3 separate regions of the Mus musculus genome follow, and regions 2 and 3 are each linked to region 1. A link is a loop called in an ENCODE intact Hi-C map of the cell type or tissue named here. Cell type or tissue: left cerebral cortex. All regions are shown on one strand. Each heading gives the region's core, and the rest is flanking DNA. Links, peaks and the distances in the headings are about the cores only. Region 1 overlaps Gm36617 (a long non-coding RNA gene). Region 2 overlaps Mtss1 (MTSS I-BAR domain containing 1). Region 3 overlaps Mtss1 (MTSS I-BAR domain containing 1).

Region 1 (10,902 bases), core at 1,883-6,882:
GGGCCCCTGTGCTGGTCTAAATGAGAAATGACCCTGTTGTCTTCCACATTTGAATAAATGATACCCAATTAATGGTGCCGTTTGGGAGGTTTAGGAAGTGTGGCCCTGTCAGAGGAAGTATGTCATGGATGGTGGCTTTGGGAGTTTAAAGACTCAAACCATTTAAGAGTTTGCTCTCTCTGCTTCCTTATGGCTCTTCAAGATGTGAGCTTCCTGCTCCTGCCACCAGGCCTGCCTGCTGCTGTGACTCCCAGTCAGGATGCATTCTTATTCTTCTGGAACTGTAAGCGCAAGTAAACATTTCTATTAGTGGTCTTGGTTCTGATGTTTGATCTCAGCACTAGAAAAGTAACACAACACTTGGCATTGACCTTTGGCCTTCATGGAAGGACACACGCACACATACACACACGCAAAAGAGAAGGTGGGAACTTATGATGGGTGTCACTTTATTGTACTTGTAAAAACAAACTGGTGACAAGCCTTTCGGGCCTGGACTCTACACACTGATGCAGTGGCTGTGTCGCCTAGGACACTGATAAACTTTGGGGTTCAAGCAAACATCTCTGAACTCCAGAAATCCCATCACCTTGTGATACATACCAGAAGGGACCTATGTTCGTTGTTGAAATGAAGGCATCATGAGGTTGGAGTTATTGTTTTCAGCAGAAACCAGTAAAATCTGACCTGGGGTCATGATGCTGAAGAAGACTGACCAATTATGGCAAATAAAATTTTCTGTGTGGCCACGCTTGTTTGAGCAAACTACTTCTGTAGTGTGTGTGTTTGAAAAAGCCTAAGGGGAACAGGCGAGCTCACTGTGTTTCACCTGAGCATTTCCTGAGCACTAAGGGGCCGATGCCACAGCGGTTATTATTTGTCACACTGTAAGACTTACAAAGGAGCTCACTGGGAGTGCATATGACATGCAGAACAATGACTACTAAGTCACAAACTGCTCCTAGAACCTTCATGATGCCGCTTTTCAAAGCCAGACCTGGGATTTCTGTCACAAGGAGAGGACATCCAGTGAATGGCTTCAAACAGCTTTGATGTCCTCTCAGATGAAACTGATTTCTTCTTTCTCCATGAAGAGAGAAGAAACTGCATACATGCACTCAGCACAGAGCCTCCGGAGAGGCAGTTTTGGATTCCGTGAATACAGTAATACCTAGGAAGCAAAGACCCAGGCAGGGAATAGGGTGCTTGCCTGGCATATGTGATGTTCTGAGTTCAGTCTTCCACATCTAAAGGTGAGGAGGGGCAGAACACTCCTTCATGGAGCTGACATTCTAGGGAAAATGGAACAACGGGCTAGGGAGGTGGGTCAGTGAGTCAGGTGCTGGCCATGCGATCATGAGGCCTGAGTTCAGATCCATAGAGACAGTGGGAAAACAGGGCATGGCCTTGTGTTTTTAGGCCTGTGACCCTGACACGGGTGAGTGTCTTAGTCAGGGTTTGTATTCCTGCACAAAACATCATGACCAAGAAGCACTTGGGGAGGAAAGGGTTTATTCAGCTTACACTTCCACATTGCTGTTCATCACCAAAGGAAGTCAGGACTGGAACTCAAGCAGGAGCTGATGGAGAGGCCATGGAGGGATGTTCCTTACTGGTTTGTTTCCCCTGGCTTGCTCAGCCTGCTCTTATAGAACCAAGACTACCAGCCCAGAGATGCCACCACCCACAATGGGCCCTCCCACCCTTGATCGCTAATTGAGAAAATGCCTTACAGCTGGGTCTCATAGAGGCCTTTCCTCAAGTGCTGGGCTGTGGGTGTAGGGGAAAGGGGGGAAGGGAGAGAGCCCGAGTCCGGCCTGAGTTCCTGTGTTCTGGACAGGCAGACACGGGAGGACTGCTGGACGCTTTCCACTTGGCCCTGGGTGGGCATCTGACTGTGTGAAGCCACTGACCCCACATGGCAGGGGGTGGACAAGGGGCAGCCCCCGTACCAGGTTCTCAGTCTCTGGCATCCCATCCTGGATATGGCAGAGGAGCTAAGAACAGAATAGGGGTCCTGGGGATACAGAAAGAGAGCAGAGGGAGAGAGGTTTCCACGCAGGTTAGAGTCCTTAGTCTGGTCCATGGCTGGAGCACAGGAAGGCCTTCTGACAGGAGATTAGGCACGACTCGTTAGGAGAAAGCCTATCCCATCGTCCAAGCACAGCGGGCCTTGATGAGCAGAGACAGTCTATGGTTTTAGAGCTTTATTGTAGAAAGGCAGGGGGAAAGAGAGAAGGTAGAAAGAGGGAGAGACCGGCCATGGCCAAGAGGAGAGAAGGGGGAAAAGGAGAGAGAGAGAAGAAAGGCTAGAGAGTACAAAAGAGAGAGGAAGAGAGTGAGGAGGGGCTAAATAGCCCCTCTTATAGTGGGCTGTTATCTTGCTGTTGCTAGGTAACTGGGAGGAGTCTAGACTGAAGGTCAGAAGCTTGGGACGTTGTGTACATGACTGAAAGCCATGAGCCTCTCCTGTGGGGGCTGTGGGGACAGTAACTTTGACAGGAGCCAGGGTCCAGGAGACATGAGGGAACACCTACTGTCCCATGTAGGTGGGAATTACCATCCATCATGTTCTACCGGGGTTCCACCTCCCAACTCGACTGGAGACCAAGCTGTCTGTGCATAGCCCATTGCCCCACACACTCAAGGGAGGCTCCTTTCTCTGTGATAATTCCAACTTGTGTCAAGTTGGTATTACAAGACCAGCCAGTAAAGTGATTGGAGGCAAACAGCCAGCTCATCTTGCCAATCCAACAGAGAGAATGAGTGACCCAGGAAAACACGCTGGGCTCTAGATACTGACTTGTGATCTTCACACAGGTTCATATTCACAGCAAGTATATCCTCACACATATGCATAGCACACATGTACTCAGACAGACAGACAGACACACACACACAACTAATCTAAGATGCAATGTCAGATAGTAGGTGGCTGGAGTGTAATTTTTAGGCAAGATAGTAATGAAAGGAAAATGGAGCCAACGGTTCCTCCCTCTCAGAGTTATGTTTAAAAATGTAAAGTTCTTCACCTTCAGCCAAAGCCTTGTCCACCCCAGACCCACTTCCTGCACTATCTCCCCTAGGAAGAACCCTTTGACTGAGCTCCAAGCCCTCAACATGCCGGAGGACTTCAGGCAATATGTTTTCCAAGGATGCCATTAGTATCTTGTAGCCAAATCTGACTTTTGAACAGCAGAAACTAAATATCACCCAAATCTGTCCCTTTGTGGTCACCTCTCTGTGATAAGTTAGGCATGGTATATCTCAGGTGAAGTGAGGCCAAATGCGAACTTTATAAACACATGGAAACTTGAATGGGCCTCAGAGCCTTGCTGTTGATAAGCCTGGACTATGTCTCATAAAGACTGTTGGAATAGGGTGGGTATCCTTTTCTTAAGACTCGTCCAGATTGCACAGTGAGGAACCCTGGCCAGACTCTAGGCACCATTGGTGCTGGTCATTTCTGAAACATGCAAAAGCAACTATATTGCACTTCTGAGGGGTATTCCTATTTCTGTTCCTTTCTTAGTTTTCTAGTGCTACTGTGACAAAACGCCACAGGAGGGGGCCAGGTTAGTGGTGCATGCCTTTATTTTTTTTTCTTTCCAATTTTTTTATTAGGTATTTACTTCATTTATGTTTCAAATGCTATCCCGAAAAAATAGTCTTGCTCCTCCCACATCCTCCACCATAACCTGGGTGTGAAGTGAGGTTAACCTGGGTGTGACATGAGGTTGGGGCTGACCAAGGCAAATGGACTCCTAGGAGGTGAGGTCAATTTTGTGAGTGGTTGATTATAAGGGGAAAGGACACTCTCAGTGCCCACCTCTCCCAGGTCTGTGTATAAAGACCTGACTTTGTGTAGAGACCTGTATGGTACCAAGAGTTAGAATTTTCCTGCACATCATCAGGACTGTCCAGTCTTGGTCTTTTGACATCTGGCAGGAGATTGGCATGTAGTGGATGGGTGCTAGGTTGAGAACATTTGAGACTAATAAATTTATTAGAAAATTTAACCTTCTCCTCTGCCCTCTAAACCTCTCTCTCCCCTCCCTCCCTCCTTCTCTCCTTTCGCCCCTCTCATTCTTGCACACGTTTTTTCTCTCCCAATACATATAATACACACTTCACATAATTACATAATTGTAGTTATATAATGTGACTCACATTAGAGAGTATCTGTGGCCATAATCCTCTATTACTTCCAGGTTTGTCTGAGTTACATAGCATTTACACAATATTGCTTTTGTTTTTTTCTAGTGTTTGTAGACCATGAGATTAAGCAGTCAGCTTGCTCTGCAACACTGCTTTCATTTTGTTGCCATCTTACAAACAGCTGCCTCTGGAGCCACCTGCTGACACAGTGTAGAATCCTTTGCAGCTAAGATCACTAAGCAAAGCGGCTCTCCAAGCAAACAGGAGAGAAGCTCAAGATTAGACTCTGCTCCATGGACTTCCCACAGCCAAGCAGTTAAATCATCCTGAAAATCTCACTGGTCATGTGAATACTCGGATCCAGTAAATGGGGTAGCCATGTGAGGTCCTCTAAAACTCAGGGACCTTTGATTGAAACTACTGTTGACGTGGTTTTGAGCAAGGAATAAATACTGATCATGGCTTGCCACCATCTATATCTGCCATATCTTATACCCAACATGTAAATGCTGGTATTTATTCCACATGCAACAAATAAGGAATATAGATTCGGAATCTGTCTCAATTCTCCCATAACAGAATACTAGCAATACATCAAATTTGCCATAGTCCACTTTGCCCACTTAGTGATTTGTTTCAAGAACTTTCCACCTGGGGACAGAACTTTTTCACATGAATGTCTGAAGAGTTTTCTGTAGAAGCTGAATTGCTATAGCAAAGGGGGAAAAAAGTTGGGATTTTGGTAAGAAAATGTGTTTTGTTCCTTCCCGCACTGTGGGCCCCCCCCCCCCGCCCCGCCCAAGGTCTGGCCAAAACTGCATGTGGTTGTGCTTTTCAAATCTCTGTTTATCTGAGGATAGAAATTGTCCCAGAGTTTCAGCATTATTTGCAGAACAATAGAGAATAGAGAATAATTCTCTGTTCGTGCTTTTTTATTAAATTGTTCTCCTAGTTGTATTCCAGACACTAGTTTAAACCCCTTGTCTGTGTTTTGTTTCTAAGCCAGCTAGTGGTTTGCTCTTTAACCTTATTCATACTCTGGCTATTTTTCCTATGCTAGAAAACAATTTTTTTATTTGTAGTGCTTTAGTCCCTTTAGAAAGCTCTGACTCAATATATATTTCCTTCCTTCCTTCCTTCCTCTTTCTTTCTTTCTTTCTTTCTTTCTTTCTTTCTTTCTTTCTTTCTTCCTTTCTTCCTCTCTAAGACAGTATCTTGGTGACCTTGATGACTTCAAACTCATAATCCTCCTGCCTCTACCTCCTGAATATTTGGATGGCAGACCTGCCTTATCTGGCATCAATGGGAGAGGAGGCTCTTGGTCGTATGGAGGCTCGATGCCCCAGTGTAGGATTGAAGGTGTCATGCAAAGGATTTGAGGTTTGGCATTATGAAGCAAGCCTATGAGAGGCTATTGGTGAAGCCCAGTTGCAGCAGAAGACCCTAGCATAGTGGAGATGCCAGTATAATGGGATGATCACTAAGAACAGCAGCAGTAGTGGAGTGGATCAACCTGAGCTTAGAGTGCTACAGAGGGCAGAGCTGGAGAAGTGAAGCAAGCCCTTTGGAGGAGCTCAGAAGATCATGTGTGGATCCCAAACACTGAAACAAGAAGCTGTAACATTGAAGTTACATTGAAGATGCCAGAGTCGTGGGCTATCTGCTGAGGAAAGCTGCTAACGGAGTGGAACCAGCCTGGGAGAAAGAAGTTGGTTGCAGTCAACAAAAATGGAAAAAAAGAGTTGGAGATCTGAAGACCGCTTTGACATCAGACGTGGAGATGCAGAGTTTGGAGTTGCCCAGCTGGTTTCCTATCTTTTGCTTTGGGGATTAAGTGATTGGATGAATCTCAGACAGGACCTTGAACTTTGGGCTTTTAACAGTTGAGACTGCTATAGACTATAGGGGCTTTGTAAGTTAGAATCAATGTATTTTTATTATGCTATGTTTAGGTATGAGCCCCAAAGACTCATGTTTGAACAAGCCAGGGAGTGGAATGTGATGGTTTGTATATGCTCTGCCCAGGGACTTTCACCATTAGAAGGTGTGACCCTGTTGGAATAGGTGTGTCACTGTGGGCATGGGCTTTAAGACCCTCATCCTAGCTGCCTGGAAACCAGTATTCTGCTAGCAGCTGTCAGGTGAAGATGTAGAACTCTCAGCTCCTACTGCACCATGCCTGTCCGGATGCTGCCATGTTTCTGCCTTGATGATAGTGGACTGAACCTCTGAACCTGTAAGCCAGCCCCAATTAAATGTTATCCTTACAAGAGTTGCATTGGGGGCTAGTGAGATGGCTCAGTGGTTAAGAGCACCGACTGCTCTTCCAGAGCTCCTGAGTTCAAATCCCAGCAACCACATGGTGGCTCACAACCATCTGTAACGAGATCTGATTCCTTCTTCTGGGGTGTCTGAAGACAGCTTCAGTGTACTTACATATTATAAATAAATAAATCTTTAAAAAAAAAAAAGGAGTTGCATTGGTCATGGTGTTTGTTCTCAGCAGTAAAACCTTAACTAAGACACCTATGAACCACAACAACCAGTGTGGCAAGATTACCATAGGAGTACAGTAGTGGCCTACATGACCTTGGTATAATCTCAAAAAACTGTTTTAAAATGTACAAAGTAACAATGTAACAGCTCTCTAATTGGACTTTAGACTCACTCAGCAGAAGGGAAATCACACCAGGTACTGGAAACCTAGCCAACTACCCAAAGTAGTGACGTCATGGATCTTGGAGGAACACCTACAGTTGCTACTGTACTGACACATTCTGTGAATTAGGTTTGCTGCAGACCTTTTTTGGTCCCTGTCTGCAGAGGATGAGTCTCTGGTTGCAGGTAGACAAGGAGTTGGCAAATGAATGACAAACAGAAGCAACACAAGAGATTGTGTATAATATGAATGTAAAAGTCGAGCATCAAACTTTTTATACAGAAGAGTAACAAGAAACCAGGCAAACACATCCTCTCTAAGTTACAGTGACACAATACAAAAGAAATGTATATATCAAAAGATGGCAGGGACCAGGCCTTGTTTACCACTAAGAAGGGAGCCAGGTATAATGCTAGTCTATTGTTAAATCCACCACCAGGGGTTCTTAGTAAATGCCTGATTATGCTGTTTCTTTGGGCCTAGTGAAGAAACCTGTCTCTGGATTCCCTAACTCTTTCATGGTAAACTCACCTATTCACTAGGCCATTGCGAATTCCCTTGTCTGGGTAAGACTGGCTATTGTCCCAAGTAAACACTCTGCAAACCGGCCCTGATCTATTTTGGCTCTGTTCTTTGTAATGCCTAATTAGTTTCACTGTCTCTATTAGAAGTAAATTTGAATGTTACTGAATAGGTAACCTTCTTACTGAATTCCAAGTTTGTCGCTTCAAGGGTTTTCTGGAATGTTGGAACACTGGGGAAGGCTTAGCTATGTCAGAATTTAATCTTTAAAGGCACTTATAATAAAATACTAAAAGAGAGCACGTGTAAAAAGAGAGCACGTGGATCCATACACCAGACTAACGCAGGGCTAAGGTATGAGTATATGGGTTATAAGAATGCCTGGTTCCAGGAGGTTGAGTTTCCTTGAAACTCCTTGCCTTGTGAGAGCTTCCAGGCCTCTTGGCCTACCAAGCAGACTTCACTGGAGTGTGCGTAGCATAGGTTTAAAACTTGTATTGTGTTAATTGGATTCCTAAAATTGCAGGAGAATCCTTATGAAAGATGCTGAGGGTCCTTGACCCCCAGTTGGTTCTGATTGGTAAATAAAGTGGCCAGCAGCCAATGGTTGGTCAGGGAGACAGAGGTGGGACTTTAGGATTTGTGGACAAAGGGACAGAGAGAAGAAAAAAGAATTGTGGCTGGGCAGTAGTGGCACGAGCCTTTAATCCCAGCACTCGGGAGGCAGAGGCAGGTGGATTTCTGAGTTTGAGGCCAGCCTGGTCTACACAGTGAGCTCCAGGACAGCCAGGGCTATACAGAGAAACCCTGTCTCGAAAACACCCCCCCCAAAAATGTACAAAGTGGTTTTGCTCTTTTCTAAGAATTTGAGTAATTATCACCTTTATCTATTAAAAGATTATCATGGCAGCCAGGCGTGGTGGTGCACGCCTTTAATCCCAGCACTCAGGAGGCAGAGGCAGGCGGATTTCTGAGTCAAGACCAGCCTGGTCTACAGAGTTCCAGGACAACCAGGACTACACGGAAAAACCCTGTCTCAAAAAACAAAAAACAAACAAAAAAAAGATTATCATCTTCAAAAGAAACTCCATATAGTCTATAATGTTTGAATGATTTAAAAAAAAAAAAGGCATGAAATAGGGATTGGGAATATGGCTTAGTTGGTAGAGTGCTAGCTTAGCACACATGAATTCCTGGACTCACTCCCTAGTACTACATAAAACTGGGCACAGTAGTACATAACTATAATCCCAGTACTCAGGAGACAGAGGCAAGAAGATCAGAAGTTCTAGGTCATTCTCCACTCTAAGACCAGACTGGGCTATCTGGGACTTTGTTTCAAAGTAAAATAAAAAAATATGTAATCCCCAGGATATATTTGTGAATATTTGTATTCATTTTCTCGCTCATAGTTTGTGGTGATTTAAATAAAAATGATCCTATAGACTCATAGTTGAATGTTCAATCACCGGGGAGTGGCACTTTTTGGGAAGGGTTTTTTGAGGTGTGGCCTCATTGGAGGGAGTATGCCAGTGTCCGTGGCAGGCAGAGCCTCTCTCTTTCTCCACTTTCAGATGAGGATGTATCTCTCACTCACTCCTCCAGGACCACAGCTGTTTCCCACCATGCTTCCTACCATGATGATAGTGGGCTAACCTTCTGAAACCACAAGCAGGTCCCCAATTAAATTCTTTTATAAGTATGCCTTAGTTATGATGTTTCTTCACAGCTATAGAAAAGTGACTAAGACTTTGTTCTAACATTAAAAACCTTTCCAGAATCAAAAGGTACGCTGTCATGAACACTCCATGCCAGAAAATAGGTAGATACATCTGTGTCTTTCCATAAGCTCCAGTTTATTGAATAACAATAAATATATAAGCTATGTTGGTTTAGTTGACTGCAATTTGCTAAATAGTTAAGATTTCCCTTGGTAATTGGACATTGACCAAAAAAGAAAAGCATTCCAATCTTCCTCAGATGACAGTACACAGTAATTACATCTCTATACATGCATGTATGTATGTATGTATACATGCATATATGTAGGTTAAAGAAAGGCTACAAAGTGTTAAATTAATCACAACAGTTTAGAGGACTTAAGGAGGCCTTAATAGAGGTAGAAGTGGAGCTGGAACAGTGGCTAGGCAGTTACAAGTGCCAGCTGCTCTTTCAGAGGACTGGAGTTCAGGTCCCACACCCCCACTAACAGGCACACAACTGCCTGCAGCTCCTGCTCCGGAGAATCTGATGACTTCTTTTGGCCTCTGCAGGCACCTGTAAGCATGTGGACTGATACATAATTGATCATAAAATTCATCTTTTTAAAACAGAGACAGGGCTGGAGAGATGGCTCAGTGGATAAAAGCACTGACTGCTCTTCCAGAGGTCCTGAGTTCAATTCCCAGCAACCACCTGGTGGCTCACAACAATGGGATCTGATGCCCTCTTCTGCTGTGTTTGAAGAGAACTACAATGTACTCATACACATAAAGTAAATTAATAAATCTTAAAAAAAAAAAAGGAGACAGATGTATAGAGCTGATAAAAAGATGCAAAGAGAGTCTCTGGTGAGGTGTGGGAAGAAGAGAAGTAGTCCTATTGGCCTAAGGAGAATCACTGTGGAGCCAAGCCACCAGACCTTAGGGTCACAGGGTTGAGTTCAGGCCTCTGAGCTGAGCTGAGCTGAGCTGCAGAGGCAAGGTGCAGACCTTGCTCAGGGGGTGGGCTGCAATTCACGTAGGCGGAGTCAGCAGTAAGAATTGACCCTAGAGGAAGCCCTGGGACACTACAGAGTCCTCTGCCTGTCAATCAGGGTAAGTGGTGCACATATTGGGTGGCCAGATGACAGCTCAGTGGGGACCTTCATCATCACAACATTTGATATCTTCTTTATAGCATCCAGGAGAGGGGGTTGTACCTTAGATAAATTCTTGGGGCTGTTTTTTTCTGAGGGGGTTTAATATACCCAAGTCCTCACCTGGTCTGATCTATTCTGATAGGTTTATAAGGTAGTATAGGAATAGGCTATTTACCAAGATAAATACCACAGATATTACCCATAGATGGTGCTAGAAAGGTGGAGGTGTCTACATGCATAACAAGAAGAGTCATCTTGTCTCTGTCCCTAAACTCAAAATGGAGCCAAATGCTGTATGTGAAATGGGAAGCACACACAGGGAGAGGTCCAGGATGTGTGCGCACTTCTTTACATAATATGGATTGGTTTTCTGTCTTGGCATTTCCTGGTCTGCAATTTTAGCAAGCACTCTCATTTATTCAGCTTGTTTCCCAAGGCTTAGATCTCAGTCATCACTGAAGCAATCTTTTTTCCTCACCTCCCACATGGAACAGGTGCTCTCCCATCATGGAAGATGAAGTTCTCCTTCAGAGTGTCCTCAGCTACGACTCATGTCCTCTGCTCGGACCTTGGCTCTCCACCTACCCTGGAAGTCCCTCACACAGTCTATTCTAAGTCTACTGGGTTTCCTCCTATCACTTCTCCAGCCACACTTGAAAACATGAATGGGAATGAATTGAATTCCCATTGTCTGTTGATTTGG
Region 2 (10,902 bases), core at 3,894-8,893, 340 kb before region 1:
CTGAGCTGTGACAACGATCTCTGGGAGGTCGGATCAAAGGACACAAATTTGTCCGGTCATCTGGTCCACAATTAGCCATGAGAAAGCTCTCTCTCTCAGAACAGTGTTGGCTTTACCATCTCCATGATAACAGCTAACAGCCCAAGTGAGGGCTAGCAAGGGATGGAGCTCCTGAAAACCAAATATAAATGGCTCTGTGCTCACGCCTGCTGTCAAATGGCTCTGTACATATCTCAGGGCAACAAGGGAGGGATGCTTAGAGTAAGCATCGAGGGACCAGATTTCTGAACAGCGTGCCAACTGAATTGGAGGCTTGAGGCTAGGTAATTCTTTGTTTGGGTGAGGTCTGGAGGGCTAGTGTTTCAGAGGGGGGTTAGAAAACCCCCAGCCTCTTGGCTTCTAGACACCAGTAGTACCCTTGCGGTTCTGACTACTAAAGATAGGTCCAGACTACTGACTGTCCCTGAGGGGGTGGGACCTTTACTTGAGATTTACTTGATCTTTAATAACGTGTTACAGAGAGCCTTTAGCCAACCATCCCACATCTACTCTCGTGTCAGATGTCTGCTCTGCCTGGCCCATATGTATGGTGATGAGGGAGAGAGGTGAGGTGCCCACCTCCGACTAGATTAAGAACTTAGGGGCTGGATTCCATGGAGTTATGTGGACTTGGTCAAGTTACTGAGCCTCGGTGTCCGCATCTGTAAAACGGGGATAGAATATCTCTCCTGTGTATGATTGTGAAGATTAAAACGAAGAAGAGGCACCTCACACAGTGCCAAGCACACATGAGCATGGGCCTCATTTCAGGGTGGGGAGTATTGCGCATGGATGGCGAGAAATGAGCAAAATATCCCCAAAGCACCCAGAGACGACAGATTCCAAATCCCATGTGTAGCCAGGGGTTAGGCTATGGTTAGAACAGCCGCCGGCTCGCTGCCTCCTCACCTGGACCCGCCCGGAAAGCCGGACGGCAAGCTGGGCGCCTCGTACCTTGGGAGGGGATGGTATCCTCAGAGCAGCACGGGGTGGTGGTCTGGGTGCTGTAGCCGCTGGAGCACTGTAGTGAGTCCCGGCTGCTCCTCTGCACGTCCAGCTGGAGGCCCCGGGACAGGGCGAGTGTCAGTTCCTCACAGGCCGCCATCTCCTCACCAGGCTGCAGGATGGAGGACAGACACACCAGGGAATGTAAACTCAAGAGACCAGAGCCACCATACCCACAGCTTTAGGTGGGACCCCAGGTCAGTCCTGTGAGCATCATCAGTGTCTGTAGTGGCTACTTAGACCTGCATAGTTCTCATGCAGGAACTAGAGTTCTATGTCCCTTACTACTACACGAGGGTTCTCCTCCTGTCTTACACATTGTGGAGCTGGGTAAGAAGGATGGAGAGTCACCCCTCCAGCTGCTCAGGGTCCCTTGGTCCCCCATTTTGGCCTAACTGTGAATCTAAGCAGATACAGAGAACAGGTATATCACCCTGGTGGCAGCTGACACCGTCATGCTCCTTGGTCTCTGCGCCTCTTCAGCACCTGCAGGTGGCCCTCCTGTCGTAGTGGGTCCTCCCCCATTAGAGTCTGGCTCACGTTTCTCTTTGCGGCGCTGGAGGGTGTTCACCAGTGGCTGGTCATAGGGTCCTGGCTTTGCCCAGTCCTGAGTAGAACAATGTAGTGAAGAGCCATGGCCCCCAACCCAGATAGAAGGCTAAAGCCACCCGTTCACAGCTGCCCACACAAGGCAACTCTAGCAGGGGCTAGCCCCTAGCCTTCTGCCTGCCCACACTGAGTACTCCCCCCACCCCGCCCCCACCAGTACCTCCCATCTCCTCCTCCCTGCCCAAGATTAAAAACTCAACAACCAGGTAGGCAGAAGCCACCTGACAGCTGGTCACTATATACCAGAGCATCAGCCGGGAGAGAGAGGGGGAGAGAGAGAGAGAGCTTGCCATCTCAAGGAGCCAGGCCTGCCCTTCTGCTGGAAGGACCCACTCTCCTAGAGCAACTGGATGATTTGGCCAAGGCTAAGTGGCCACCAGGGGGCCCTAGCGCACCACCAGCCATTCTACAGGTGCACCTGCCACCCCGGGACAGGGAGGGCTCTAGGATCTGCAGAGGGTTTTGAGGACTCTGAGAGATGAAGTTATAAGCTGCTCAAAATACTGGCAGCCCCAGGGACTGACTTACCATCCTGGAGCCTCAACCACCCTGGTGGAAATCACTTAAAAGTTTGGTTTTTATATTGAAACAAACGTGTTTCAACATAAAACAATCAAATACGAAGTTCATATACTTCCAAGCAAGGGCATAATGATCCAATGCATACTCCAGGCTGAGGTTCTGCTACTGCAGCGGGACTGTCATCTGGGGACAAGTTGAGCATATGGCTAAGGAGGGAGAGCATAGGCTCTGATAAAACTGCGAGTGGCCCAGGAGGGAATGAAGCCAGCAGGCTCCACCCAAATGCAGAGCCTAGCAGTCCCTGATTTCCAGCCTCCAGGGCTAACTCTCTAAAGGAAGACTCGGGTTTCTGTTCCATGTGGAAAATATCTCTAGCTGGTTTTTGGTGCCCTCTGGGGTGGGGGTGGGGGGAGGGGCGGCTTCCTGAGGAAGAAGGATTGAGTGTGTAAGTAAGGGTAGAGTCGAGGGGAGGATGGTAGGTGGGGGGAGGATGGCAGAACCGAAGACAGGTGAGCACAGAAGCAATGAGGGAGGGAGGAAAGGAGGGAAAGAGGAGCGAAGGGAGGAGGGAGGGGAAGAGGGAGGGAGGGAGGGAGGGAGGGAGGGAGGGAGGGAGGGAGGGAGGGAGCTTGAAAGGGAGGGAGGAGGGAGCTGGAGAGGGAGGGAGGAGGGAGCTGGAGAGGGAGGGAGGAGGGAGCTGGAGAGGGAGGGAGGAGGGAGCTGGAGAGGGAGGGAGGAGGGAGCTGGAGAGGGAGGAGGGAGGAGGGAGGGGAGACACAAACCTTCCAGCTAGGGATCTGAGATGACGGGAACATGCCGGGCCCAATGGTGTAATAATGAGCGTAGTCAGGAAGGTGGACAGAGGTGACCCGAGGGAGCAGGCGGGAGGCAGGCAGGCAATGAGGGAAAGGGCCTGCACCCACGGGCCCTGCATGGGACTCACTTGATAAACTACAGTGAGAAAACCCATTAGACAACTGGAAACAAAAACAAAAAAGGGAGGAGAAAAGGAAAAAAATTAATATAACAGGATGAGTGTAGAGATCCAAGATGGCACTGACACCGAGGGCATGGGGAAACCTGAATATTTACAAACAAAATCAACACCGGCCCCTCTTCTGCCTGTGAACGATTCAGGAGGAGAGCCAGGGTGCAAAGAGCTATAGACTCAGTCAGGGGAACATCTGAACTGTGTTTTAGAACCGTTTAAGAATCCACCATTGTCCTGAATTTGCAACGTTGTGTTTTAATTTCTTTTTAAAACCAGCGAAGCCACCACACTAGGGAACTGACTCATCACGTTAAGCAAATCAGGGTATCTGGAGGTGTTCCAAACGGATCTGTTCATTCTAGGTTTCCCAATCGGCACACTGCTCGGGATGCAGACTCCGAATCAAGCTTAGGGATGGGGGGGGGGGCGGGTGGTCGTGCAAACTGAAAGGCGGGAAAGCATATGACCTAGGACACAGTGAGATGTCACATCCAACAGTCTTGTGGGATGTTTGAGAAGGAAGAAGGGAGAAGGGATGAACACAGACCCTGTTCTGGGGAGGAAGCCTTCACACCTCCAAGTCCCCCACGCCCCTTTCCTCTCCCTCACTGACCACCCTAGGCAGCTAGGGAGCCCTCCGCCTATCCAGGCCCTATCCCAGAGAGGGCTCAGCTTTTGGGGCAGATTCTGAGTTTCCTTTGGGTTCCTACAGCTGCAGCGGCTGTGTGTGCAGCAGGCAGGCAGGTCAGGAAGAACAGCCCACCATGGCTGCGACCCTGGCCAGTCACCTTCTCTGTGGACACCCAGGCGCCCATGGTAGAGCCTGAGCTGACTGAGGTGGGGGAGCTGCACTCGCTCACTGACTGGCAGGTTTCCGACGCTTCGGAGGAGGCCGAGCTGGACGAGTTCTGCAGCGGGGGAAGAGCCACACAGAAGGGGACCAACAAACCAAACCACAGGTCACCGGAAGTCATTATTAAAATAAAGGAGGATGGACGGGGTGGGAAGGGCACGTACAGAAAGGGAGACAGAGACAGACACAGAAGAGGGGGGAATGAGAGAAGCAGACAGTAAGTTACGGCTTCATTTTCACCGGCACAGGTTTTAAGAAAGCGATGTGAGACCCGGCCACGCTCCGGCCCTGCTGCGTGTGGAGCCTGCAGACATTAGCTGGCACTTGTCTGGTAGAGTGACGCCAGATCATCACACTGGGCCTCTCCGCAAGCTCTGTGCCCTTGGGCATACGACAATATACTACAAGGACCCGGGACGGGCCTCATAGATCCATAGGTATTGTACATTGCACAAAACTGTCCCTAGGCAAGCAGTGGCTGAATGGTAGCTCTAATTCCTAGCTTCTTATTGGGTCTAGCACAGCTTCTGTGGCACCTCCCATCTTAAGGAGAGAGTTGAGGTTCTCTGTCTAGACAGTGACTTGGGAGATTCTGAGCAGGGAAGCCTGGTTATGAGTCTATATTTTTCCACCACAGGATGAGGCATCTGGAGAGGACCAGATGTGGGGAACGGGTGCCAGTGCTGATGCCACTAAGCCCAGGTGCCTGACAGTCCCCTGCCCCGTGGCTGGCCTTCTGACACTCTGCTGTAGTAGGGACTCTGCCTTTATGGTCACTGGTATGCCGCCTCAACTCTGTGGCCTAGTGTGGTGGTTTTAATGAGAAGGGGTCCTGTGGGTTAATATATTGGAATACTTGGTCTACAGTTGGCAAAACAGCTTGTGAAGGATTAGGAAATATGCCCTTGCTACAGGGAATGTCACTGGGGACAGGCTCTGAGGTTTCAAAAGCCCACACCACTCCCCATTAGCCCTCTCTACTTCATGACACCAGGCTCCTTACTCCAAGTCCCTCACTGTTAGCTACAAACTCTAGCTTAACTCCATTTTGATTAAGTAAACCGGGTCCTTCAGCACTATGAGTGCCTGGATCAACCGTCAAGGACGCCAGATTCATGTTTCTATCCCTCTCCTATCTCAGAGGGGAGGTGGAGCCCTCTGGCTGGTACGATTTGGGAAATGTCTTACAAGTTCCTCTTTACTTGATTGCAAGCAGCTGTGCTGTCTGAAAAGGAATAATTCCCTTTTAAATTCTGCTGCATCCTTTGGCTTATAACTATCCTAAGGCTGGGGATGTAAGACAATGGTTGGTCACATGCCTGTGAGAGACTCTGGATTCCATACCCAGCACCAACAAAACATACAGAGAGCCTACTGGTGTGTATGCGCGTGTGCACCCCCCACCTCTGTGAGTGTGTGTGTGTGTGTGTGTGTGTGTGTGTGCGTGTGTGTTCCACACCTAGCTCCAACAAAACATACAAAGAGCTTATTAGAGGGGGGTTGGGGGAGGGGAGAGAGAGAGAGAGAGAGAGAGAGAGAGAGAGAGAGAGAGAGAGAGAGAGAACAGACCCTGGGTTCCACATCCAGTAACAAACAAACAAACAGAAAGCCTACTGCTGTGTGTGAAGCAGCCAGAGGTTAGTGTTAGTGTCCTTTTCTCCTGTCCCCCTGCTTCTTTGAGACAAGGTCTCTCACTAAACCCAGAAACCACTGATTGGCCTCATTAACTACCCAGCAAGGGGATCACCCGTCCGCAGCCTCCCAGTGTTCACTGAGGTGAGAGGCATGTGTCACTCCACCCTGGTAAGTGTTGAAAATCCAAACTTGGCTTGAGTGTCAGGCACTTCCCCTAGCCTACTCTTGGAAACTAGCCAGGTAAGTACAAGCTTTCAGACCTCAGAGACCGACCCCCCCCCCCAATTTACTATCTTTTGCTCCCCCAGACATCACTGGGGCATAAATTGTGCTTGGGCCACTAACAGCGGCATGAGAAGAGAGAAAGGCTTTGCAGTTTCAGCAAGGGTTATCAGGGTACGAGACTGTGTTAGTTCTCAATCCATCAGAAACAGAGAGAGCTAGACTGCACACTAGGTGACCTTTAAGGAGACAATAGTTCTGCCCTCCTTCTGACCACATTCGGATTGGTAGGAGCACAGCAGGCATGGCTTAGTGAGCACATTAGAGGGATGGAGGCCCTGGGTGCCAAGCCAAGGCACCCTGGCTGAGACAAACATACTGAAAGTAAATGCAGCTCGCTCAGGCCAAGCTCGCTCAGGCCAGAGTTTTTCTGTGGGAAATCGCATCTCTAAAGGGGGAAAATGAGGGGAAAGGCTCACATGGCTAAATAATGCTGAAGAGCTCTGAAATATGAGGTTCTGCACTTGCTAACCTTGGCTGAGCAACCAGGTTCTCTGGCTCAGCCTCCCCACACTCCTCTGCCTTCCAGCAGGTGGCGCTAGAGATGGGCCCCAATAGATGGTGGCACCAATCATGTCCTAGCATTGGGTACACTGTGCTAATTAATTAACAAGTGTGGAGCCAAAGCTGACAAACTGGCCCTAAGAAACAGGCACCCCAAGGGTTGTATACACCACCAACACACACAAGAGACCTGGTCTAGCTCGGTGAGTGTCATCCAAACTATGGTACATGGAGAGATTACACATCTTTCCTCCTCAAGGGGTCAAAGTGCCAACAGAGTTACCCACGGGGGCTCTAACAAGCCATTCTCACTGGAACTGAGGGTTTGGGTTATCACTGTTCACCAATAGAGTCTCTGTCCCTGGGGAAAAACCTGAGATGACATGAAGAGGAGGTGTCCCCATTGTGGAGCATAATGTCACACCAACTTAGGTACTACAAGGATGCAGGGGAGAGACGCAGTCTCTTTGAGGCTACCTACTTAGAAGTGATAGCTTACCCAACCAACACAGTATTTTTAACTACTGCTGATGCTGAGACAGGCTTCCAGCCCAACTTAGAGGATCTCTCCCTTTGGGGGGGGGTCTCTTTTAAATGACCCATCAGCAGTGGTCAGGGCTCCCTGGGTGCCTGCTGCTCTCTGGGTGAAGGGCGTCCTTACCTGGTTGGCAGCTTCAGGTGGCATGGGAGAGGGTGACTTGGACTGGAAGGCGTCCTGGGATATGAATCCTGAGTCGTGGGAGGACACGCTGGACAGCCTCACGGGGGCCTGCTGGGCCAGGTTAGAGCTGCGGTACCGGTAATGCGAGCTGGGCGAGTGCGAGTGGGAGCCACTGGACCGGGAGTCACTGCTGTTGACGCTGTTCAGGCTGCTGTTGGGAAAAGCACAAGGAAACGTCAGCTCCTTGCCCCGGAGAAGCATACAAACTCAGGACATGTTATCCAAGACCCAATCGGGCTGGTGAGCGAGAGGTTCTTTTAGGCAAACAGCAAGAGAGCTAGGTTTCGGGTCTCTGAGGCTACTACGTGGCAGTCTTAGCATGCAAGAGCCTATACTTTTTACCAAAAAAAAAAAAAAAAAAAAAAGCAATGAGGCCCAACTCTACTGTGCCACCTACCAACAAAACTGGGGAACAAACACTTGAGATATAAAGAAAGAAGTGGGGGCGAACTCTTCTGCCTGCAGCAAGAAACCGCTAAGTCCAAAGCAGGGACATGGTCTCACATCCTTGGGTAGACTACCTGGATCCAGATGACCAGAGGCCACACAGCTAAACAGCACTGGCAGGTACCCTATGCTTAAGATGGATCCCATCCTAAGTGGATTCCATCCACCAAAGTACATCGGCCAATCAACTCGGAGGGGGAGGGGATGGGGGGCGGCGGGGGTAGTGGTGGTGGTGGTGGACGGGACTGAGTGCAAGCGCTATGTATGGTGAGTTGACCACTGGCTCTACTCCTTCGTGGGCATTTCCCTGTTAAACCATGTGTGGCTGGGTGTAGCAGCATGGGCAGCTTTCGGTGAGGAGAGCCAGTCAGTGCTAAGCTGCTTACTTCTACGGTGAACCAATAAGCAGGAAGTAGGGTAATGGCTCTGACCCTGGAGGTGCTCTACCTGCAAGCAAGCAGAGCTAAAACGTGCAGGGCAGTTACAAAACCCCTTGGGGGGATGTAGCCTGGCAAGCCTGGGGAAGCCTCAGGGTTTGCAAACGTGTGTGGCTGTGGCTGGTCGATGCTAAGACGCCTTGCAGGGATCTGTCACACACAGGGATCTGTCACACACAGGGATCTGTCACACACAGGTGAGCACAGCAGGGGGAGCAAACAGCCGTGGGGGGATAAATGCTACGATTTTTAGCCAGAAGATGGCATTTGGGGACCGAAAGGCACTCCAGCCAGCTCCTGTCAGTGCAACTGAGTAAGGCCAGGAGGAGAAGGCAGCGTAGCTTGTTCTGCGCTAATGAGACGGGCCTTGCTGAGCCACTGAAACATAAAAAGGATTTTCCTCTGACTCAAGTAAACATACAGCCCATTAAAGGCGCCAAGAAAACAAGCAACATCTTCGGGAAAGAGGTGAGGACATAGCCTCTTGACTGGAACTGCCTGCCACCTATGTACCCGACAAGCTCTAGGGTGAAATGAAGCAGGCAGGATGCTGGGCCGCATCTCCCTAACAGCCGGAGCTGAGTCCCTGCTCCTTCCTCTCTAGGCTACTTCACAGCCATCTGGTTTCGCTACGTCAAGTCAAATGATTGGCGGCAGCGGTAGTATGGGACCGAGGCAGGGAGCCATATCAGGTGATGCTTGCAACTTTCAAGAACAGAATAAACCTTTGCCCTTCGCAGACCAAGAATAGCTGCCTCGTGAAACTACATAATGGTCCTGTAGGGCCCAGGACCCTAAATGCTTATTTCCACAAGGAATGGTGTGAGTAGGCATGAAGGATACAGCAAGGCCAAAGCCACCGTAGCTTCTGTCCCAGCTACAGTTAGATCAACTTCTTAAAAAGGAAAGAAACGGTCTACCTTGGGCTCGGAACACTAGTGGTGGGGAATGACGGACAGAGACAGACTTAAGAGTGAGTACATTCTTCGCCTCACTATTTCCTATTTCAAATTGGCCCCTTTGGACATACAGCCTGGCTCCTCGTTGCACTCACATAAATAGATCTCGGAAAGCATTAGGAGGCCCTGGGCTTCACTTACCTGCAGACACTTGACTTTCTGGACATAGTTGTACTGGGAGAAGAAGGAGGCGTCTGATAGGACCAACTATAGTCAGAACCTTTCAAGTCCAAAATCACCTGAAGGGACAGAGAGCACAGCTGTGTAAGGGACGGATGGGAGGGGCGTCATCCACAGAGAGGGGCAGAATTAACAGAGAAGATGCCCATTTCAACTAAAGGGCCACAGTACCTATCCCTTCGTGTCACAGTCCTTCAGAGACGAGCAAAAAGCTGGCGTTGACGGGGTGGGGGAGTTAGAGAGGAAAGCCATGGAATACCAGGAGAAAGAGATGATGACAGTGATGGACTAACAACTCCTAAAAGCTATTTTAAACACAGGCTAAAAATCAGTTTTCAGCCTGCAGCTCTGTAAAGACAATAATGGTTTGGGGGCTCGCTGGCTGCACCGTAACCACTTGATGTTCAGTAGACACTCGTGTCCTATTTGACCAGGCTAGAAGCACGAAAACCTCCCTAAGAGTGAGCCAAATCGTATCACAATCATTTCTGTGTGTCTCCCTGGTGACAAAGAGCCATTGAGTGTAAGGTCCACCTCTTGCTCTCTTTTACAGGCACCCCACTCAGGTCTACTTACTGAGTTAACACATATTCGAGTTTAATACAAAAATCTCATAGACAGAAAACCACAAAGCTTCCAAATTTAGCTTCTCAGCTGACTGTCCAAGCAGACAGTAAGAACTGTCTGCAAAAGGCTCAAACCGGCATGTGGCTGGTCAGCTGTCCCCCACTTGATACACTGTGATGGTTTGTAGATGCTCGGCCCAGGGAGTGGCACTATTAGGAGCATGGTCTTGGAGTAGGTGTGCCACTGGGGGCATGGGCTTTAAGACCCTTGTCCCAGCTGCCTGGAAGCTAGTCTTCTTCTAGAGGCCTTCAGATGAAGATGTAGAACTCTCTCAGCTCCTCCTGCACCATGCCTGCCTGGATGCTGCCATGCGCCCACCTTGATGATAGTGGACTGAACCTCTGAACCTGTAAGCCAGATCCAATTAAATGATGGCCTTGTAAGAGTTGCCTTGGTCACGGTGTTGTTCCCAGCACCCTAACTTAGACATAGAGTATCAATATCACACACACCCCAAAAGAGTAAAAGCATTTAGAAATACATCATCTTTTCCTCGGATGGGAGAGGTTCTCATGAATGACTTTATTCGCTCCAGAGAGGGTTGCCGGCCATGGCATCAGAGTGACATGGGGTCCTTTGATAGCTCTCGGCTCAGAGAGGATGAGCCCGGATCTGGTCATGGATCTCCTGACTGAAATCCTAGTGTCACTGCTTACTAGAGTGGTGGCCTTAGCTAAAGGCCCTCACCTCTCAGTACCTCAGCGTCTTTCCCTATAATAGTGAAAAGGAATGACAATGGTTCACAAAGGATGGAAATACAGCATAACCCAGGGGCTGGCCACAATAACCGCCACAGTGACGATGTGAACAACATAGTCACATCTGGGTGTAATTTCAGACACAATGGACGCCACACGGATGACCAGAGCCCTGAATTCTGTGTCTTTCTTAGACTGGTCCCTGACCACTCGGTCCACAGTTCTTACCTGTTCACTTGAGGAGGGCAGCTTGTGAGGGTCCATGGTCAGGCTCTTCAGATCCTCCGATATGGTCTGAAGGTGGGTAATCTCTCCTAACATGGAAATCTCTTCCTCCTAAAGGGAAGCAATTTGTGTATGTCATCATGTGGGTCCCCTCACTGTCTTGTTCCA
Region 3 (10,902 bases), core at 3,007-8,006, 240 kb before region 1:
TATGCAGTTGATGTAACAAGACTTACGCAGTGTTTAATACCATGGAAAATGAGTGAACGAAGGAAGGTTTGCTGGTCTTATCTCGGGAACCCCACACACACACACACACCCCAGTTCTTTTTACCGTGAGGAAATTAAAACTTGGGGTTACACAGTTAAACAGCCAAAAGTCAAACCTAGACATCTCAGCTCCATACCAAGGTTTTTTTGCATGAACTGGGGTTTTTAATGCCGTTGGGTTGAAGTCACTTTAAAACCAAATATAAGCACATGCTAAGGCCAGAAGCTCCTTACATAAGGGATCCTAACTTACTGGTCCCGGTCCAGGTTAGGGGAGGGGCTCCAGTTCACTGGCCACGTGACCTGCATCAGTGTCCAGACACGACCTGTTTTGAGTCTGTCCCTTGAGATTTTCATCACATGGTGCTTTAAGAAGACCCTGGGCCCTCTTACCCAGCTCTACCCGTTAACCAATCAACCATAATCCAAAAACATTGAATGTAAAATTATAGAAATAAACAATTCCTAAGTTTCAAGTAGCTCTTATTGTCGTATTGTAACTGATCTCATTATTAGATGTTGTTAATCTCATTGTGCCTGATTTATACAATAAAGCTTATCGTGTGTGTGTGTGTGTGTGTGTGTGTGTGTGTATGTGAGAAAGTATACACACCAGGCATCCAATGTGGGTCATGGGAAGGATCACCAATAACAAAGAAGAGACAACTCTAAAACACTCAAAACAGAGTCCAGCTCACAGGACGCAAAGGACATTAGCAATCATGACTTTCACTATTAAAGCCATGCTCACTTTTAGACATGTTCTACTCTGCCTGGAGCCCATTTCTCTCCTCCTGAAAACCTTGAGCTCCTTTGAGTGGTCCTGGCACATCATCATCTGCACATTCCCAGGATGGGTTTTCAAAGATGTAAACCTATTTACAGTGGCACGCAAAAACATGCAAAACCAAGTCACTCAGCACTGTGCTCTTCAAAGGCCCTTGCTGACCTAAGCAGACAGTGTTGTGAGGAGCAGTCCTGAGAGGCTGCACACAGCGGGCGCCTGGATCAGACAGCACTCCCAGGTGTGCAGGTGCTCTCCCCAGCACATACGGCCGTCTGCCGCAGCATACTTACTGAGAAGCCTTCCATTTGCTTGCCTTACTTTTCTTTCCTCGGTCTGTAAGTAACTGACCCTGACAAACGCATACTCCTGAGACAGCCACAAAAATCAAAGACAGTTAAGACCTACCAACTAATTTTGTTGTGGCCAGTGAATCTGAAGAAAGACAGCATGTTCAGAGTTTACATAAATAAGATGTTAATTCCAGAGTATAAACTAAGCACATAGAATTGTGCCTATTGCCAATAAACTCAAATTCCATCATTTCATGATACACATTATATATGTATATATTATATAAATAATATATACATGAGATTAATCAAGTTATATGATTTTATTTAGAAAATCAGTATCAAAATGGAGTCCAGATTTCAATATTGTAAACAAGGTAAGCATATTATGAAAATTGATTTTTATCCACATAGTAACTACTTGTGGAAGATTTTCATAAATTTTGTTAATAACTCATGCTAAAACACCTCATGAGAATGACAACAAACCTTTCAGAGCTCTTTCCTTTGAGAAATAACACAAAAATGTGAATATTCTGGAACCAGAAACCTAGTTAAAATTATCTTGGCATTCTGAATACTAGCCCAATAGAGATGTGCTTCTACAGTTAGTGTCCGCAAACGGTGCAGGTGTGTGAGATGCGTGCAGAGAGGCTCCAAGAGAAAGCAACGCAGGACAAGGAGACGTCAGGGCTCAGCTCAATGGAATGGCTGCACTACAGTTGAAAGTTCCAAGACAGGCAAGGCTACATACACAAAGAAGAGAAGAGAAGAGAAGAGAAGAGAGAAGAGAGAAGAGAGAAGAGAGAAGAGAGAAGAGAGAAGAGAGAAGAGAGAAGAGAGAAGAGAGAAGAGAGAAGAAGAGAAGAAGAGAAGAAGAGAAGAAGAGAAGAGAAGAGGAAAAGACAAAAAGCAACACTGACAGAGATGCATAGAAAGGAACTCTTCCCTGTGTATATAGAAACATAAATTAGTACAGTCACTTGGAGGACCACAGAGGTTCCTCAAATATTAAAAATAGAGCTAGCATATGATCTAGCAAGGCCCCCTGAGTAATATTTAAAGGGAAGGAAATTGCATGTGGAAGACACATCTGTAGCTATTTATAGCAGTACAGTTCTCAGCGGTCAAGAAACAGACACTGTCAGCCAAAGGGGGGAAATATGGTACAGATATTCAATGGCCCTGAACTCAGGGCTGGAGAGATGGCTCAGCAGTTAAGAGCACTGATTGCTCTTCCAGATGTCCCAAGTTCAATTCCCAGCAACCACATGGTGGCTCACAACCATCTGTAATGGGATCTGATGACCTTTTCTCGTATGTCTGAAGACAGCTACAGTGTACTCATATATATATAATAAATAAATAAATCTTAAAGGAGGGAGGGAGGGAGGGAGGGAGGGAGGGAGGGAGGGAGGAATTGGACATAGAATGGTGGTTACCGGGGGGCTGGGGAAGGAAGGCTGATGGGGAAAGGCGAATGGTACTAAGATAGTTAGACAGAGATGTGACACTCTGCTGTGCTACCTCATAGTATGGTGGCAGTAGATGGCATAGATTGTATCTCAAAAAACTAAAGAAGAGACAAAGGAGGAAGAGAAAGACATGGGTTGGGGGAGAAGAGGGTGGAGGGGAAGGGAGGGCAGAGGAAAACAGGAAGGGAGGGGGCAGTGGTAACTCTCTTTTACCAACTTCTAACTAGAGAGATGTTTAAACACTACATCTAAAGTCTCCGAGCAAAAGAGCCAGCCTGGGAGATACTCTTTCAGCACAGTAAACGGCTCTGAGCCCCCTTAAGCTCACACGTGAACAGCCTTCTACACACTCATCCTGTCCGTGGTGACACACAGACCACTAAGATAGGTCACTCGTCTGGAGAGCCAGCACTGCCGCCCAACCATGAGGAGCTGAGTTTGGATCCCAGCAACCATACAAGCCGGAGTGTGGTGGCAGGCACCTCTAAGGCTAGAACTGGGACACAGGCAAAGACAGGCGGACCCTAGAGTCACCAGCCAGAAAGACAGGCTGAAATGATGAGATCAGTGTGGGAGGAAGACACCTGCTATCGACCTCTGACCTTCATATGAGGCACAGCCACAGGCATACCGGTATACATAAATATGGACATACGTACTAAGCACATAACAAAATTAAGATGAGAGCAACACACACACACACACACCAGACATTCATAGATGTACAAGCATTGCCCGCACCACAGCCTGTAATGGCAAATACCTAGGGAAGATACAAATCCAGCCACAGAATAATAATTAGAACTCGCTCTATCCAGGCACTGGAAGTCCATTTGTCTACTAGACACAGCGAGGCGCATCTACAGGCGACGGCGAGGAACGGTATCGGTACCGTAGTGTGGAGCAGAAGCCAAGGGGCTTCAACGTTTCCCAGGAGTGGCCATCTGAGGAGGCGTATGCAGAATCACATACACACTGAGGGTGACAAAAATGATTACCAAGGACATTAAACCTAATCTCTAAGAGGGGCAAGGCTAAATGCAGTTTTTAGATTTTTTTTTTTTTTGTAAAGAGTACAATTTTTTTTTTTTACTAAATTAAATTGTTGGAATAAGGAGTACTTCCAAGTTTCTCATACCATCACCATGGAAACAGCTCATATCAGCCATATATTCTTTAAGGCATACAGGTTCCCACATCCAATAAAAGAAAGCAACCACACTTTGGATTCTAAACTGTACTGCAAAAACAACCTGAAACCAAATGTCTTAAAGATACATCACACAGGAGTCTGTTCACAGTGACACACAGGCCGACAGCAGCAGACATCCCCACCTCCCCAGCCCCCAAGCCTGGCTCTGACCCATTACCTCCACTGAGAGCCTCTTCCTGCTTCTCTTCCAACAGTTGCCGTTTCCCCTCCCCTGGAAGCATGAGAATTTCCAGGCCCTCCAATCCCCTCCCCGCCCCCCCAAGAGGGACTCTGGGAGCAGCCTCTTCAAAACCACAGGTTCTTCCCACAGGAAATTATAGACAATCGGGGTCACCCTTCCTGCTGCCCCTTCAGGACCCACCCAGTAATTTAACAGGAAAGTCTAAAAACATGCTCTGAATTCTAGATCCTTGAGAATGTAATCCCACGCTGGGCAGGAGGCTCACAGTGGTCATCCCAGCACCCAGGAGGCAGAAGCAGGAAGACCGGAAGTTCAAGGCCATCCTCAGATGCCTTCAAAGGCACTCAGTCTTGGCTACTTAAGACTGTCTCAAAAAAGAGAAGGCTCAGCAGGTAATTTCGGCTGCTGCCAAAGATGGGACCCACTCGTTAGAAACAAGAGAACCAACTCCTGCAAGCTGGCTTCTGGCCTCCACACACACCACGGCACTTGCACAAAGTAGATAACGCATGTATGACTGACAGTTCCAGACACGGCTGAGGGGGGAAGGAGAGACACCACACGGATGGACAGTCAGTCACATTTTCACAACAGCAAACATCGGTTTGCATGTTAAGCTCCTTTAGAATCCAGGTTCCCCAAGGTTCTACAACAGGTACATCTAAGCTAAGTCATTTTAAAGGCATTTCAAAATTACATGGGTTAGTTAGTACCTTCACCACACAGACAAACCAGGTTAAGGAAGTCTGATGCTTGACGTCACGGTCGTATTTCCATGGGAATGTTTTTGGGATGCGGTTGGCGTCTCAGAAAGGAGGAGAAATGGTACTTCCCCTGGGAAAATGTCCCTGATTCCCTGGCACCAGGTTAATTGCTCACTTTCCGATATTCCCCTGGTGCTGTGAGCTTCGGCTATTACCTTACCACACATACTATTTCTGCACAGGCACTCTTTATTTACACATCTCAGTCTCCCTACTCAACGGTGTGCCTTTTGGGGACAAGGGGGAGGCATATTGGCTCTTGTGGTCCCGTGACAGTCCTGCAACAAAAGGAGCTGGAGTCTCAATCTATAAATATTTAATTAAGTGCCCACCGCCGGTTGTGATGAACCACTGGAGGTATGGGAAGGAGCCTCAGCTTTGCACTAAACACCCAAAGTTAGAGCAGGTTCACAGCTATGCAGGTAACGAGGGAGCCCAGCATGACCAGACAAGGAGCAGGCAGACAGAGTGGTTGTATGGGACTGAGAGGAAGGTGGGCCTACACTATCCACTTTCTTCTGGCACCTCTCACATGTCACGAATATTCCTGGGATTCTCTGAAACCATGAAATCTTTTCAAAAGATTTCACCTTCTGGTCACTGCTTTCATAAGCATATTTTAAATATCAGTTAGGCTCTGGACACTCTGTCTAGTGGGGTATCATCAGGACTCTGTCTCTTGTTCACAGGGTCTGCAGCCTAAGACTGGGGACAGAGAGACAGTTACGGCCCTCGAGATACTGGGCCTATCATAAAAGGATTCCTTGTTTGTGGAGAACCCAGGACAGTAGCCACATCATCATCTCCAGGACTTCCCGTTCCAGGAGGTACCATGGGAGAGCCTAAGGCAACCTGCTGGAGGAGTCACAGCAAGACAAAGGTGCAGCTCGAGGCTCTATACTAAGCGTATCCCTCGAGTTACACCCACAGCAAGCCGCCTCATGAAGGAACAGTGGCTCCCTTCCTTTCTTGTCTAGTCTTCACACACACTTCACTATCTGGGGAACTAGTTACAACTTCTAATGTGTGCAACCCCACGGAGTTAAAAATATATGAAAACTGTGAGTCAGCCAGGCTCTGATAACTCGAGCCGTATCTTCTCGGGAAGCCGCCCGGGGGAGAGAGAGAGCCCACGTGCTGGATCCAGTCAGTGCTGGAAGGCAGCCTCCCATCTGCTCACCACGTGTGTTGGTGGCCATGTCAGCCACTTTCTGAAAGGCGTCCAAGAAGGCAGCTGCTGCTACTACTGTTGTCCTGAAATGCAAACAGATAACAAAAGCGTGAGGAATGTCTCCCTGGCAAATTCATCTCAGCTCTTGGGCTAAAGCCTCCGATCCGCAGCAAGCAGAACCCTCCAGGGACGAGAGCTAGCAGGAGATAGCGTTCTCTCCCTAGCACTCAACCCCAAAGGAGGCCTGGCTGTGGAAGCTACCAAGTGAAACTTTAAGCAAAGAAATAAAAGGGAGGGGTTTCTACCCCAAAGAAGAAAGTATCATTAAAGTATAGACAGCACAGGTGACATCTGCTTGAGAGTAGGAAAGTAATTTATGTGCACGTGAACTGGCAGGGAACCAAATCTTGGAGAGCAGAAAGATCAACATTTCACTGCCAAAAAAAAAAAAAAAAAGGAAAACTGAGGCCACAAGTCAAAAGACATTTTAGAGATCACTGGTTCATACCAGAGTGACTGATGACCTGCCACTGTGACTCAAGGCCCAGCTCAACCCACTGCAGACACAGGGTGCTAGCTAGGTACAGCCTTGCTCCCTAAATCTTCAACCATACAAGACTAAAACCCTGGGTTCTGCTTTGTTCAGGCACAGGATGCTCTTTCAGAGGCATCTTCTCAAGTCCTAAAAGCAACACTGGGGAGAACTAAGGCTAGCTCCTGCCTTGGCAATCTCCTTAATCCTTACCCATGCCCGTAAGCACAACCAGATGGACGCACTAGGCACTCGATGACCTACAACATCACGAACTGAGGAATGACCAGGATCCCAACCATGACAAACCAACAAAAGTCCCCTACCAGGCAAGGACTTCAAACCAAATTCGAAGACTGATATAGTCTTCAAGTGTTTATTACATGTCTCCAGTCTCTACTGAACCTTCCTCCTATGAAGGTAAAGTCACTACAAGAAGAAGCCTCGAGACTAGAGTTCGGAATATAGAAAAAGAAATGGTCTGTCTTAAACACAGCAACAGTGTCTGTGGAACAAGAGGTTTCTAGGAGGTCCTTTAAGCCAAATTTCAAAATCAGGTCTGAGAGTTTCTAACAGATCAAGAATATATTCTGCTTAATTTTAAACAAAAGTTCCTCCCTCTCCCCTCTCTCTTCCTCCCTCCCCCTTCCTGCCTGCCTCCCTCCCTCCCTCCCTCCCTCTCTCTCTCACTCACTCACTCACTCACACACACACACACACACACACACATGCACACATGCACACATTTCATGCATATTTTTAAAGTGTTGACATCAACTGCAAACATTGAAAAAGTTACCTCTATCAAACATCCTGAGACTTATAAATAGCTCATTCTGACTTATGATGAATACCTGACAAGCTGGCTTGATTTATTTACTCTCATTCAATTCAATGCCAATCAACCCTATTTTATGGGCCAGCCGTGGACAAGCCTTGCCCATTACAGTCACTGGAGTAGACTTCTACAGCCAATTAAGACACTGGTCAATTTTGAGGACTTAGGAGCTCTTCATGACTGTCACACTGCACTTTCTGGCAGCACAAAGGACATCTTGGCCCTTTACTTGAGCTCACAGCAAATAGGGAACCACCAAGAGCTAGTGAGATGATTCAGCTTAAACACTCCAAGATAGACAGATGTGCTGCGTCTGCGGTGGTAACCGCAGCCTTTCTCCAGGACACAAAATTAAACCCTCACTTGATAAAATGATAAAGAAATGTGCCCTGATCTCAGAAGACCTAGATGGAGGGAGGGGAAGCAGGTACTTCAAAGTCTACCTTGACTTTTACTTTCTATGTTCAAGACCGGCAGTGAGCTCAGCAATTCAGGTCCCACTACTCTCGCCAGCTAAAGGCCAGGAGAATAATCTTTCTCCAGGCCCACACTGAAAGCCCATCACACAATCAGAGGCTGGACAAGAAAAGGAAGCAGAAAGGTAAATGCTTTAGTTCAGGGGGAGACCTCCTTCCTACCAGAGGGATGTTAACCTACGTGCAATAGGCACAGCGGATGAGAAATGGCCAGCAGACCAGGGTAGCCCCATGACAGAAGGCTGGTGAGCCCTTCAGAAGAAGACCCAAACATAACCCAATGAGCTCAGAAATCAAGGAGACTGTCAAGGACCCGGTAACTGGAGAAGGTACATAGCCAGGCCAATATCTACTTGGGGGTCATATAAAAGGCTGCAAATACCACCCCTCCATAGCTAAAGCTAAAGGAACCCCATGCGTTCTTGCCCAGTTCTTCTTGCTACATTCGAGGAGCCATGTACCCCTTATGCTGGGCCACGTACCTCTAGGCAAGAGCTCTGAGCAGCAACCTCTGGTCCGCCCTGGCACGGGCTTAGAAACGACAAGTCACCCTCCCTTGTCTGTCTGTCACCCAGGTGGCTCTTTTTCCAAGAACACCCCTACTCCCCGCTCCACTGCTCTGCCCTCTCATCCAACTCAACACCAGCCAGTCACTCCCCCAAATTTCGCCATCGAGGATTATCCAGATAGTCGTTCTCGGGTGTCCCATGCTTCCCGGGTTAGCCACCAAGCGCAGCCGTATCTCTTCCCACACTGACTTCATAAAGGGTGGGGCTGCAGCATGTGATCATCTGGTCCATCGGAGCATGCGGTAATGGAACAGGCTCACTAGGCCATACGGGCTTCTTAGAGACAACCGGCAGCACCCCTTGTTTGAGCAGCTTCTCCGGGTATAACCTTGAGCCGTAAAACATACTTCTAAGTGTCTAAGCACCTATCTCTGTGGTGTCTAGTAAACCTAGGATTGCGCGGCCCAGCCTACCACTGCCGAGACCCACTCCATGTAAATGGAACCGTATATCAGTCTACACTGGAGCTCTAAACTCTCTATGTGGAAAGACAATACAGGTAGATGAGAACAAACTTGGATTCTGGAACCGGACCTCTCATGTTTACATCGGTTTCTGTCACTAATGGCTTCTCTATGAACGGGCTGTTATCTGTGCCTCTGCTTCCTGACCAGGAAAATGCCTGTACTTAACCTTGTAGGGCTGATATGCCTGGCACCCAGTGGGCGCCATACAAACATTGCCCATTACTACTCTATGGAATCAACTCTAAGAATTCCTACGGTGGGAGGCAGAGCAGACTTGAGTCTGGGTTCACACGGGACTGGGGTGTGAAGGTGGGACGGGAGACTATGAATTGATACGGCTCTAGGTGCCTGCTTCGCGCTTCTCTGTCTGTGACACTTCTAAATTTAAGCCAGACGTGTGTGCCGATCCACCTCCCTCTGTCTTGCCTAAGGATGTCGCCTTCTCCTGTAGAATACACGCGTCTACTCACCGCAGCTGGGACTGTAGCTTTCCGGCTTTGTTTATGAAGTCTTCCCAAACTGGATAGCTCCCCTAGGACAGAACAAAAGCCAGCAATCAGTCACAGTGTGATGAGCCAAGCACCCAATTCCAACCATGCAAGGAACAATCTGCAGATGTGATCCTCCTCTGTAGGGTTCTGTGATATACACACTAGAGACAGGCAATAGCCCTGGAACCGTTTCAGATGTGCCTGTCCCTATAATCTTGCAAATAAACACAGACACCAACAGGAACCTAGCTCCACAAAGCCAAACACCTACACCTTGGAGTCAGCATTTTGTATGAACATGATGGGTCCAAATTTTAAAAATATAGAACATGCCCGGCAGTGGTGGTACACGCCTTTTATCCTAGCACTTGAGAGACAGGCACAGGCAGATCTATCTCTGTGAGTTTGAAACCAGTCTCATCTTCAGATTTCAAACCAGCCAGGGCTAAACAGAGAAATCCTGTCTTGGGGGAAACAAAACAAAACAAAACCAACCAAATCCCAGGATATACAAGGCTCTCTCCTTGGTCACTGGTGCATACAACATGGCTCCATCTACTCTCCTAACTTTGTCACACAGAGCACAAGGAGGGAGCCAGATGACTGAAACCCCTCCTTAGGACAGGTGGCTATCGAGAAGTAGTATCAGCCTATCAGAATCCCAAGGCTCGAAAATAACCTAAATATAGCCACCCAGCTGATGTTTAACCCCGGCATCTTTGTACACTGTGACAACAGGTGGTTTCCCAGCACACTCCAGCAAGGGACACATCCCAAGCCTGGGCCACCTAAGGCAAGCCGTCTGTCCCTGGTGTTCACAGGGCTCTAGGTCTAGCCTTCCAGAAGCGCTCAGAATCAGCACGGATAATCTTTCCTCTGTACTGAACCCTGAAGTCCAATCGTGCGTCTCCAAGGGACCCCACCGCATAGTCACTCCTTATCCTAGAGCACAGCGGGTCTCCTCCTGCTGAGTATAGCACTGACACACAGATGGGTAGGTTCTGATCTGAGCAGGGCAAGCCAGTGTGAAGCCTGCCACCTCCCTCTCAGCACACATTACATATTTACTGAGACGAGTCAGCGTCCACCAAGATGTGACTCTAAACACACCCAGTAGAGGTAAAACATGGGTGGGGATATGCTATTTGTCACTAAACCATTCATTCATAACGTGTGTGTGTGTGTGTGTGTGTGTGTGTGTGTGTGTGTGTGTGTGTCATAGTCCCAGAAGAAGATACAAATGGTAGGCATCTTGACAAGGTAAAAATAGTATTATACCACCTCTTGTTTTTGTAGCTAAGAGGAGAACGGGGCAGGGGGAGCATTAGATTAACCATTATATCTTTCGTCACAGATGTCAAGTCCCAACTGTCTAAAAGTGCAGTCGAGCGCATCTGTGTCATCACCTCCTCATGGCCACCGTGGACCAGTTCCTCCTAACCTCACTGCTGCCTCTCTGCCTCGGCACTGTCAGCGCTCTGGCTGTGTGGATCTCTGCTGTGGTGCTGCCTTGTGCCTCACAGGATAGCAAGCAGCCAGCATCTCTGGCCTCTACCTACCACCGAGATGCCAGAGGTCACCAAGTCCT

Evidence for each region. Hi-C counts contacts between places; a loop is a spot of excess contacts. Peaks named below come from ENCODE experiments on the same cell type or tissue, not always from the same donor. Only the 100,000 strongest peaks of a DNase experiment are listed, where the experiment ranks them.
Region 2: a loop joins it to region 1, with 6 times the contacts of the local background. A loop is called at or near these places in 29 of 42 quality-filtered maps.
Region 3: a loop joins it to region 1, with 2.4 times the contacts of the local background. A loop is called at or near these places in 4 of 42 quality-filtered maps.

Annotation. Positions count from the first base shown.
Region 1 is chr15:59,287,318-59,298,219 of GRCm38, forward strand. Gm36617 (a long non-coding RNA gene) reads left to right here. Exons shown (of 4, transcript XR_875370.3): 3 at 203-283; 4 at 4,264-4,634. Among named protein-coding and RNA genes, the nearest start is that of Sqle, 22 kb to the right of the region's middle. In left cerebral cortex, for the core only: a CTCF peak has its summit at 4,366 (motif pointing left); a DNase peak (open chromatin) is centred at 4,344; H3K27ac peaks cover 254 bases.
Region 2 is chr15:58,944,369-58,955,270 of GRCm38, forward strand. Mtss1 (MTSS I-BAR domain containing 1) reads right to left here. Exons shown (of 15, transcript NM_144800.2): 9 at 10,738-10,845; 10 at 9,146-9,243; 11 at 7,102-7,312; 12 at 2,958-3,152; 13 at 1,478-1,651; 14 at 994-1,156. Among named protein-coding and RNA genes, the nearest start is that of Ndufb9, 16 kb to the left of the region's middle. In left cerebral cortex, for the core only: a CTCF peak has its summit at 6,465 (motif pointing right); DNase peaks (open chromatin) are centred at 5,238 and 6,488.
Region 3 is chr15:59,049,068-59,059,969 of GRCm38, forward strand. It overlaps Mtss1 (MTSS I-BAR domain containing 1), which reads right to left. Exons shown (of 15, transcript NM_144800.2): 2 at 9,294-9,355; 3 at 5,951-6,024. Among named protein-coding and RNA genes, the nearest start is that of Mtss1, 28 kb to the right of the region's middle. In left cerebral cortex, for the core only: a CTCF peak has its summit at 5,874; a DNase peak (open chromatin) is centred at 5,906.